Regions from separate parts of the Homo sapiens genome. Here region 1 is linked to region 2. Evidence: read pairs that join two places in POLR2A ChIA-PET (ENCODE). Cell type or tissue: MCF 10A. All regions are shown on one strand. Links, peaks and the distances in the headings refer to the core of each region. The heading gives the core; the rest is flanking DNA.

Region 1 (5,381 bases), core at 321-5,320, 200 kb after region 2:
TTTTGGGGGACAAACCTGGCCTCCTGATCTGACACCTCTATCATGGAACACAATGCCAAGCTCTGTGAACAATTTCAAAGACCCCTTTCTATTGGAATAAGAAAATTCCCTATTAGACTGGCCATGGTGGCTCACATCTGTAATCCCTTAGCACTTTGGGAGGCTGAGGCGGGAGGATTGCGTGAGCCCAAAAGCTTGAGACCAGCCTGGGCAACATAGCAAGAAACCCAGTCTCCATTAAAAAAAAAAAAAAATTACTTTTTTCCAAAAAAAAAAAAAAAAAAATCCCCTATTAAACCAGCCTATACCTACTTCTTGCCTCAGAAAATATGTTTTGTCCTCACACTTAAGTAGCTTTTCTCTGGCAAATATGAAGAATTTTCATTAGATTACATTCAACCCATTTTTCCTAATGATGGATATTGGCTCCCAAATGATGTAGATTGACCTTAACAACTTTAAGTAAATATTGTCCTCCAAGTTTCTTTTCCTAAAAGCAAAGAAAAATTAAGACAATATATACTACAAGATTCTCCAGCCTTTAACAAGCCTCTTTCTGCTCTTTGAAACCTGGTAAAGTTTTAATAATTAACTTGTAGCTTTCTTCTTTCATTTCCTAGGAGTTTTAACAGCTATCAGCTTAGTAGAGATGAGACCAAAACAAACACAAACCTGACACAAAATGACTTATCGGCAATAAGCACCAAAACAAGACTAAAAACCCTAATTTGTTCCTTATGCCAAAAAATATAAATTACTTTAACCTGAAATTAAAAGTGGAAGAGAAGTTAGGCCATTTTGATCATTGCTGGCCAATTGTTTTATATTCCATTATGATTTCATTAAAATATACCTTATTATATACATGTCATTTTATTGTATCTAGAATATTCCTGATGATGCCTTGAAGGCTCTTCTTTGTGTCTCAAGGGGCCAATTAATGTAAATTGCTCCATAAATATTTGTTAAATTATAAAAAGAATAAATGGCAAGGCTGGGCGCAGTGGCTCATGCCTGTAATCCCAGCACTTTGGGAGGCCAAGGCAGGAAGATTGCTTGAACCTAGGAGTTCAAGACCAGCCTGGGCAATATAGTGAGAACTCAACTCTACAAAAAAATTAAAAATTAGCTGAGCATGGTGGCGCAAGCCTGTAGTCCCAGCAACTCAGGAGGCTCTAGTGGGAGGATCGCTTAAGCCTGGAATGTGGAGGTTGCAGTGAACCAAGACTGAACCACTGCACTCCAGCCTGGGCAAGAGAGCGAGACCCTGTCTCAAAAATATAAAAATAAAGAATAAATGGCAGCAAGTAAGTGAGACATGGTCTGCATCTTCTAATTCATTATATTCCGCTCATTCAAATGCCCCTACCTTTTTTCCCAGAATGTTTTACTCAAACTACAGAGCCTCAGAGAGATGATAATAATGACAATATTAGGGCAGCAGACTTCCCTTTCTGCCTCAAACACACTCAGTTCTTTAAAGGTGTCATTCCCATGCCTCTCAGGGAAAAACAGATTACAAAGACATTGTCCTTCACTCTTACCAGGCCAACTTCCAACTTTAAATCCTAAAGAAGTATTAAACTGGTTGGGCACGGTGGCTGGCACCCAGGGGCTCAAGACAACCTGGGCAACCTAGTAAGACTCCATCTCCACAAAAAAATTTTTAAAAATTAGGGGTGGTGGCATGCACTTGTACTCCCAGCTACTAGGGAGGCTGTGGCAGGAGAATCACTTGAGCCTGGGAGGTCAACCCTGCAGTGAGCTGTGATCATGCCACTGCACTCCAACCTGGGTTACAGAGCCAGACCTTGTCTTGTGGGGGGTGGGAGGGGAAGTCTTGAACTCTCTTATTCCAAAACTAAACAACTAAACTTATACCAACTGCACTTCAACTAAATTTGGCCAGCATGCAGCTGAAGTAAGCAATGTTTTTTTTCATAAACTTAAAGTTTCTCATTTTCTGACTAGTTCCTAATAATGCTATGTGTATAAATAGCCGCTTCTTTGAAGGGAAGAATTAGAAGACAAAGCAGTCTTCCACTGGTGTATCCCAGATAGCACCACGAGAATATGAGAAGGCTTTTTAAGGCCATAGGAAGGGCAGATATCTGTCAGCAGACATTTGTACGTATGTGCATGGTGAGGAGGCAGAGAATAAAGATGTCTTTGATTCAACAACACTCACCCAAATTCTTAGCAATGAAAGTCAAACAAGAAAGATCTGGCAGGGCGCGGTGGCTCACACCACCCCAGCACTTCGGAAGGCCGATACAGGTGGATCACTTGAGGTCAGGAGTTCCAGACCAGCCTGGCCAACATGGTGAAACCCCGTCACTACTAAAAATACAAAAAAAATTCGCCAGGCATCAAGAGGCTGAGGCAGGAGAATCGCTTGAACCCGGGAGGCAGAGGTTGCAGTGAGCCGAGATCGCGCTATTACATTCCAGCCTGGGCAACAAGAGCGAAACTCCGTATCAAAAAACGAAAGAAAGAAAGAAAAAGATCCTACTTTGTAGATATAATTCTCTAACCTTCACTGAGTCATAACTGAACCAAAGCTGCCTACTAGCTTTGTAGAGTAATCCAAGGGACCACTGCTGATTTCCTAACATTAGAGTAAGATTAGATTCATAAGAAGCTTCCCCATTCCTTAACAAGAAGTGCTGCCAGGCTACCCAGAAATTCCCCTCCCGAGTCCCACTGCCATTCCGGAAACATGAGAAACCAAGTATGCTGCAATCATGGCCTTTTTAGTACTGGCTCCAAAATAAACTGAGTAGGCCAAGCAAGACTGTCAATGAAATACTGTCCAATGAAAAAATAAACAGCCGAAGGTTTCAGGTTTCATTTACCCAACACAGGTATCACAATAAATGACCTAGTATAATGATAGTTTCCAACCGTATTTAATAAAACAAACACGCAGCAGAAATCCTCTAGTCACATATAACTACACTATACCCTCAGATCAAAGTTAATGATGTCAATGGAAAGTATAGGCCGGCGGGTTCACTGGTGATAAGTCATGAGACTCTGAGCAAAGAATAAGTAATAAGGTTAGAATTCTTTAGAAGTGTTAAGGGGAAAGAAGGTAACAACAACAAAAACTCCTCCACATCAAGAGTTCTAAGTACTTTGTTGTTTATTAACTAATTTCATACCAACAACCCTGTAAGACTGATATTATCAATCCCCATTTTAAGTACGTGGAACAAAAGAAGAAAGAGGCAAACAACATGCTCAAAGATTTACAAAGCCAAGAAATCATGCGAACTGGTGGGGCTTCGGGTTCCAGAAGTCAGTGTAAACATAGCTTCTCCATTTTTCACCAACAGTCACTAAAATTGAGGCCAGCAAGTTTTTAGAAGCCTATCTCCCCTTGCAAACTCTCCTTCCATATAATTTTTGCTTTTGCAAGAGATGTCACATTTAAGCGGTAGCTTTAAAAGTGGGGACACATGAAACGCACAGCTGGGAGAGCCATCCAGCCCACTTACATATGTGCAATATCCCCCTGTAGAAAAACCCTGCTCATTGGAGCCTGGAATCCAGAGGGTCCCTGAGAGCTACACAAACAGCCTTAAAACCAATCTACCCACAATTACTGAGCCGCGTATGCAGGCTATTCACACAGAAGGCGCTCCCTGAAGTCGGTTAGGTTATAATGAGTCTTTTGTTGAAGCGGGGCGGCGGGAGGCCCCGGAGAGCAGCCCGGCCCCCTGCGGCGCCGACGAAGAGGCCACGAAAGACCTTGCCCTGTGCCCGTCGGCCTCTTTCGAGGCGTCGAAGCAGGTCAGCGCACCCCGACACAGGCCGGGCGCGCCATCCGGTGCAGCTGGGAGCTGGGCCATGTGTCCTAGGCCGCGGCGGGGAAGGGGCGAGACCCCCGCGACCTCCGGCGTTCCCTCCCTGCCCCCATCTTTGGGTCTTTCTCTGAATGGCGCGACTCCATCAGTCCTGGACTCTGGGCCTGAGGCCCTCCCTGGCCACACCTCCCCTCACAGCCCCGCACGGCGAGCCGGTGTCGCATCCTAGCCCCGGAGCCTGACCCCCGACACAGGCCCTCGAGCCGCCCCGCGCCCCTCCCTGCCAGCGAGCGGAATGCCGTGACCCCTGACCTTGCCTTCCCCTCACCTTACCAGCTCCGCAACCACCTGACACGCCGCCCCCGCGCCCAGGGCTCCATATTCCGGGAGCCAGCGCCACGCTGGCTAACGCCCTCCCCTCCCCGCGATTGGTCGACAGGACGGCAGCCGCACATCCCTATTGGCTGGAGTCCCTGCAGCGGCCGGGATGCGTGGCCCGCAGACCAGGGACCTAGGCTCCGCCCACGCGGAGTCTGGATGCGGCGGCCCCTGGGGCACGCGGCGGCCCCTGGGGCACCCGGCGGGAGCTGCATGCTGCCTAGTTGCTGCTTGCGTTGGCCAGACCCACACAGCCCCTGGACTGGGGAGCTCCAGTCCGCTAGCAGTCTGGGGACAGATAAGATTCCTGCCCTAGTTCGCCGTGGCGCCACGTTAGGTACTGACAATCAAGCTACGAGGTATAGCTCTATCCTGTAAAGGGTAGCCAGGCCAGGCGCGGAGGCTCACACTTGTAATGCCCAGCACTTTGGGAGACCGAGGCGGGAGGATCACTTGAGTCCAGGAGTTCGATACCAGCCTGGGCAACATAGTGAGACCCGGTCTCTACAAAAAATTTTAAAATTAGCCAAGCAAAGGCCGGGCGCGGTGGCTCACGCCTGTACTCCCAGCACTTTGGAGGGCCCAGGCGGGCGAATCACCTGAGATCGGGAGTTTGAGACCAGCCTGACCAACATGGAGAAACCCCGTCTTTACTAAAAATACAAAATTAGCCGGGCGTGGTGGCGCATGCCTGTAATCCCAGCTACTCGGGAGGCTGAGGCAAGAGAATCGCTTGAACCCGGGAGGCGGAGGTGCAGTGAGCCGAGATCGCGCCATTGCACTCCAGCCTTGGAAACAAGAGCGAAAACTCCGTCTAAAAAAAAAAAAAAATTAGCCAGGCATCACGGCGCCCGCCTGTGGTCCCAGCTACTCGGGGGCTGAGGTGGGAGAATCACTTGGGCCTGGGAGGTGGAGGCTGCGGTGAGACAAGATCGTGCCACTGCACTCCAGCCTGGGTGGCAGAGCAAAACCCTGTCTCAAAAAAAAAGGATAGCCACCTGGAAGGAACATTTCCTCGCGCCCCCAGAGCCACATCATAGTATCTGCTGCCCCACCAAGAGCACCCCACACCTGGGAGGAACCGAGAAACATCAGCTAGTGCAGCCAGTTTGACCGCCTTAGGTGTCCTCCCAAGCCTCCGTAGTGAATTGTTTTCCTCCTCGCCCAGCTGACTCGATTCTCCCCAGACTTCAT
Region 2 (5,381 bases), core at 282-5,281:
TTTTAGTAGAGGTGAGGTTTCTCATGTTGGCCAGGCTAGTCTCGAACTCCTGGCCTCAAGTGATCCACCCACCTCGGCCTCCCAAAGTGCTGGGATTATAGGCATGAGCCACTGTGCCTGCCATCCCCTCCTCCCACTTTTGAGAGAGAGATTCTGATAACCATCTCCCTTTATTGGTGTAAATTTTTTTGTAGCAGACATAGGTAGGCATTAGAGACCGTATCTCTCTGCCATTGCGTGGTTGAGATCCTTTTCCTCTCTCTATATAGAGGAAATATATAAATATATGTATATTTTTATATATATAATCTATTATATATAATATAGATTATATAATCTATATTATATAATCTATATTATATATAATATAGATTTTATATATATAATCTATATTATATTATATATAATATATATTATATTATATATAATATATATTTTAATTATATATATAATAAAAATATATAATTAAATTATATAATATATATATAAATATATATATATTTTCTTTTTTTGAGGTGGAGTCTCACTCTGTCGCCCAGGCTGAAGTGCAGTGGCACGATCTTGGCTCACTGTAATCTCTGCCTCCCGAGTTCAAGCGATTCTCCTGCCTCAGCCTCTCGAGTATCTGGGATTACAGACGTGCGCAACCATGCCTGTCTAATTTTTGTATTTTTATTAGAGACGGTTCTGCCATGTTGGCCAGGCTAGTCTCGACCTCCTGACCTCAGGCGATCTTGGCTGGGAATACAGGCGTCAGCCACTGTGCCTGGCCTTCCCTCAATATTGATAGGGTTACATGCAGCAGTTTGCTGCCTTCAGTAAGTGTATATAACAATTTTTAACTGGTAAATTATGTATCAATCTAAAATTGTTTTAAGTCCAAGGTTCCCTATGTACATAATATACATAGTCATGTAATTTCCTTAATACTAAAATTTATTGAGTGCTTAGGCGCCAGGAAATGTGTTCAGGTAATGCTAAAGTAGTGCCATTCATACATTCAGCAGATACTTATCGAAGGCCTTTTCTATTCCAAGCATTACTAGGAAAAAAGTGATGAACGAAGCCGTGTTACAGCTCGTGTTGAACTTAGGTCTTAATGTCATCCTTGAGACTGGTATTTGCCTAAGGTTATATAAGCATTATTAAGGGATCTAAGATTTAAACCCAATTTCTAACTGCCCACTCTAAAATATTAATAGTAGTCCCTCCCCAGTACCCCTAACACAACCCTTATTAAACTCTAGGAGGAGACTGTCTAATTTTGTGCTCTGCTATCTCCCCACAGTCTAGGAAACCATCCCCACAGTCTAATCTAGTTCACTGGAGGGCTTCATAATGCAGATGCTCCTTTACTGTTTTATTGTTTGTGGTTTTTGTTGTTGTTGTTGCTGTTGTTTATTTGAGACGGAGCTTTGCTCTTGTTGCCCAGGCTGGAGTGCAATGGCGTGATCTCAGCTCACTGCAACCTCCGCCTCCCGGGTTCAAATGATTCTCCTGCCTCAGCCTCCGGAGTAGCTGGGATTACAGGCACGTGCCACCACGCCTGGCTAATTTTTGTATTTTTAGTAGAGATGGGGTTTCACCTTGGTCAGGCTGTTCTCGAACTCGTGACCTCAGGTGACCCACCCGCCTTGGTCTCCCAAAGTGCTGGGATTACAGGTGTGCACGCCTGACCTCCTCTACTGTTAATGATGGAGTTATATCCTGATAAACCCATGGTAAGTTGAAAGTATTGTAAATTAAAAATTCATTTAATACACCTAACCTAGCAAACATCATAGCTTAGCCTGGCCTACCTTAGACGTGCTCAGAATGCTTAGATTACCCTATAGGTAAATCATCTGGCAACACAGTAGACTGCAGAGTAACAGTTGTTAACCCTCTTGATCACATGGCTGACTGGGAGCTGCGGCTCTCTGCCACTGCCCAGCATTGCCAGAGTATTATACTGAATATCACCAGCCCAGGAAAAGATCAAAATTTGAAGCGTGTTTCCTAATGAATGAGTATCGTTTTCACACCATCATAAAGTCAAAAAATTGTAAGTTGAACCATTGTAAGTTGGGAACTTTGTTAAATCAATGAAGGTCTGAGTTCAAACTCACTAAGGTACAGACAGGTTTGAAACTTTGCCCAAGGTTACACAGTAAATAAGAAAACCAGGGTTCATACCTAGGTCTGATAAACTCCAAAGTTGTTTTAACTATCAGAATATACCTTCTTTCTTACGTGTGGTGTGGAAGAGTCTGAAAAACTTTATTCCATTGCGTCATAACCTATTATGAAAGACTTTAAAGGTTTTATTTAAATGTGTCCACTAGATGGCAACCCTCCATTTTAAAATCACAGAAGTTTTACACACTGATTTACACAGCTCTAACTCCAAAATTACTTTTTTTCTTTCCTGTTTTTTTTTTTTTTTTTTTTGAAACATGGTCTTGCCATGTTGCCCAGGTTGACCTTGAACTAGTGAGCTCAAGCAGTCCACCTACCTTGGCCTCCCAAAGTGCTGAGATTAGAGGCATGAGCCACCATGCCCAGCCCAGTCCCTGTTTTAATATTTACACAGATCCATAAATAATGCATGCTGGATTGCAGTATTTTTTTTAGAAGTTTATAAATGGTACCTTAATACTGTATCATTCCATAAATGAACGATCAAGTAGACCAGAGGAAATTTAGTGAGGAACGTAGGTATGGTGATTTAATAATTAATTTTGGAACAAAATGATCAAAGTTTTGCCCAACTGACAGCTCTTAGAATTTAATGCCGCATCTGGGGAAAAGGCTTGCCAATTTTTTTTTTTAATTCAGAAAAGCTGCAAATAACATAGGCTAAGTTTACAAAACATTTAAACAAAAACTGCCTTAGAGTTCTTAGCAATAAATTTTTTAAAAGGAAAAGGCCACATCTTGCCAGCTGTAGTCAAAGATAATCAAAATAAATGGAATTCCTATGAATTAACTATGTACTAAGTATTGTGGTAGGTGAAGGATGCCAAATACATATGAACCATGGTTTTTCACAAGCTCAAACTCTGCTTCTGGAGATGACAAAAGAGAACAAAAGGGCCCTCAACTTTTCACTTTATCATTGTGCACAAACACCTAGAATTCTATACCCAGTAAAAACACTCATCAATCCAAAAGACAAGAAAGGAGAGAAAAAGAAAGAAACAGGTGGGACAAACAGCCCAAAATAAGATGGTAGAAATCAATCCATATGTATCAATAATCATAATAAATGTAAACAAACTGGGCATTTTAGTTAAATGACAAAGATTGTCAGGTTGAATTAGGAAATAATATCTAACTATATGGTACTTATAAGAGGTAAATCTAAAATATAAGGAAACAGCAGGGCTGAAGACTTGGTACTTTAAGTAAAAACATGGAAAAAGTTATACCAAATATTAGCCAAAAGCAAGCTGGCATAACTATATTGAACAAGATAGACTTTAAAGCAAAAATAATTACTTGGGACAAAATCAGCCACTAAAAAAAATAAAAGACTCAGGTCTGGCGTCATGGCTCACACCTGTAATCATAGCACTTTGGGAGGCCGAGGTGGGCGGATCACCTGAGGTCAGGAGTTCGAGATCAGCCTGACCAATATAATGAAACCCCATCTCTACTAAAACAATAAATAAATAAAAAATACAAAAATTAGGCAGGCATGGTGGCATATGCCTATAATCCCAGCTACTCAGGAGGCTGAGACAGGAGAATTGCTTGAACCCAGGAGGCAGAGGTTGCAGTGAGCCAAGATAATGCCATTGCATTCCAGCCTGGACAAGAGTGAAACTGCCTCAAAAAAAAAAATTTAAAAATAAAAATAAAAGATTCAATTAACCTAGAAGATAAAACACATCTAAACTTCAGCACACCTAATACAGGACCTGGATGTTAAGCAAAATAAATATGAGAAATTTTTTTAAAACTACAATCTTAGTAGATTTTTAACATAGCTCTCTTATAATTGATATAAAAGGCAGGAAAATATCAGCTAAGATGGGGAGTTGAACAATGAGTAAACTTGACCTAATAGATATACTGAATTTCATCAATTGTAAGGCACCACTGATTGTAAGGCACACTATTATTTTAAATACCACTAAGAAAGAAAAACCACTGCCAAGTAAACTATGCCATTGTCATTGTGGTAAGATGCATGCTGATTCCAGAGATGTTTAAATGTGATCTGTGTGCACCTATAATCAGTGAAATTCGAGGCAGAATACACTACACAACTTCAGATAGTTCTTTTCAAACACGAGTGTTTATGAAAACATACCACATATTGGACAATAAAGTAAGTCTCAACAAATAATTTTCAAAGGATTGGTTTCACAGAGACCATATCCCGCCGATTTATATGTGTTTATCCTTTCAACAAAATCATACTATCTTGATTACTGGAGCTTCATAAAAAGTCTTGAAGTCCAGTTATGTAAGTTCTTTAAATTTTGTTGTTTTTAAAAAAATTATCTTGGCTATTCTAGTTCCTTTGTCTTTTTATATAAATTTTAGAATCAGCTTGTCTATATTCACAAAAAAAAAGCCTGCTGGGATTTTGATTAGAATTGCTTTAAACCTATGTACAATTTGGGAAGAACTGGTATCTTAACAATATTGAGTGTTTCCCATGAACACAATCTCTCTCTCTCCATTTATTTAGTTTATTTGGTGAGGTCATGTGTTCCTGGATGGTGTTGATGCTTGTAGATGTTCTTTGCTATCTGGGCATTGAAGAGTTAGGTATTTATTGTAGTCTTCACAGTCTGGGCTTGTTTGTGCCCTTCCTTCTTGGTAAGGCTTTCTAGATATTTGAAGGGACTTGGACCCCAAGCACAATAACGCCGTGGTTTTTGTAGGCTTACAGAGGTACCGCCTTGGTAGTCTTCGATAAGATCCAGAAGAATTCTCTGGATTACCAGGCAGACTCTTGTTCTCCTCCCTTACTTTCTCCCAAACACACAGAGTCTGTCTCTCTGTGCTGAGGCATCTGGAACTGGGGCTGTGGTGATGCAAGCACCTCTGTGACCACCACCACTGGAACTGCACTGGGTCAGACCTGATGCCAGCACAGCATTGGGCTTTGCCCAAGGCCCTTCCCTTCAAGGTGGCAAGTTTCCCTAAGCCCAGGCATGTCCAGAGATGCTGTCTGGGAGCCAGGGATTGGAGTCAAAAACTTTAGCAATTTACCTGATGTCCTATTCTACTGTGGCTAAGCTGGTACTCAAACCACAATACAAAGTCCTTCCCACTCTTCCCTCCATTTTCCACAGGCAACGGAGCCTCTCCCTGTGGCCACCACCACCACTGGCCCATGGGTGGTTCTGCCAGGCCACTGCCGATGTTTGCTTAAAGCCCAAGGG

What was found. ChIA-PET counts read pairs that join two places held together with the same protein. Peaks named below come from ENCODE experiments on the same cell type or tissue, not always from the same donor. Only the 100,000 strongest peaks of a DNase experiment are listed, where the experiment ranks them.
Region 1: POLR2A ChIA-PET joins it to region 2 with 10 read pairs; 13 of 35 experiments call an interaction of 5 or more read pairs at or near these places.

Annotation. Positions count from the first base shown.
Region 1 is chr12:51,022,173-51,027,553 of GRCh38, forward strand. It overlaps SLC11A2 (solute carrier family 11 member 2), which reads right to left and starts at 4,212. Exons shown (of 16, transcript NM_000617.3): 1 at 4,138-4,212. RefSeq lists enhancers at 3,172-3,785, 3,786-4,397 and silencers at 3,803-3,862, 3,873-4,592. In MCF 10A, for the core only: no CTCF peak of the experiment used is centred there; DNase peaks (open chromatin) are centred at 2,739 and 4,259.
Region 2 is chr12:50,823,225-50,828,605 of GRCh38, forward strand. No RefSeq gene overlaps it. Among named protein-coding and RNA genes, the nearest start is that of TMPRSS12, 17 kb to the right of the region's middle. In MCF 10A, for the core only: a CTCF peak has its summit at 2,344 (motif pointing right); a DNase peak (open chromatin) is centred at 2,307.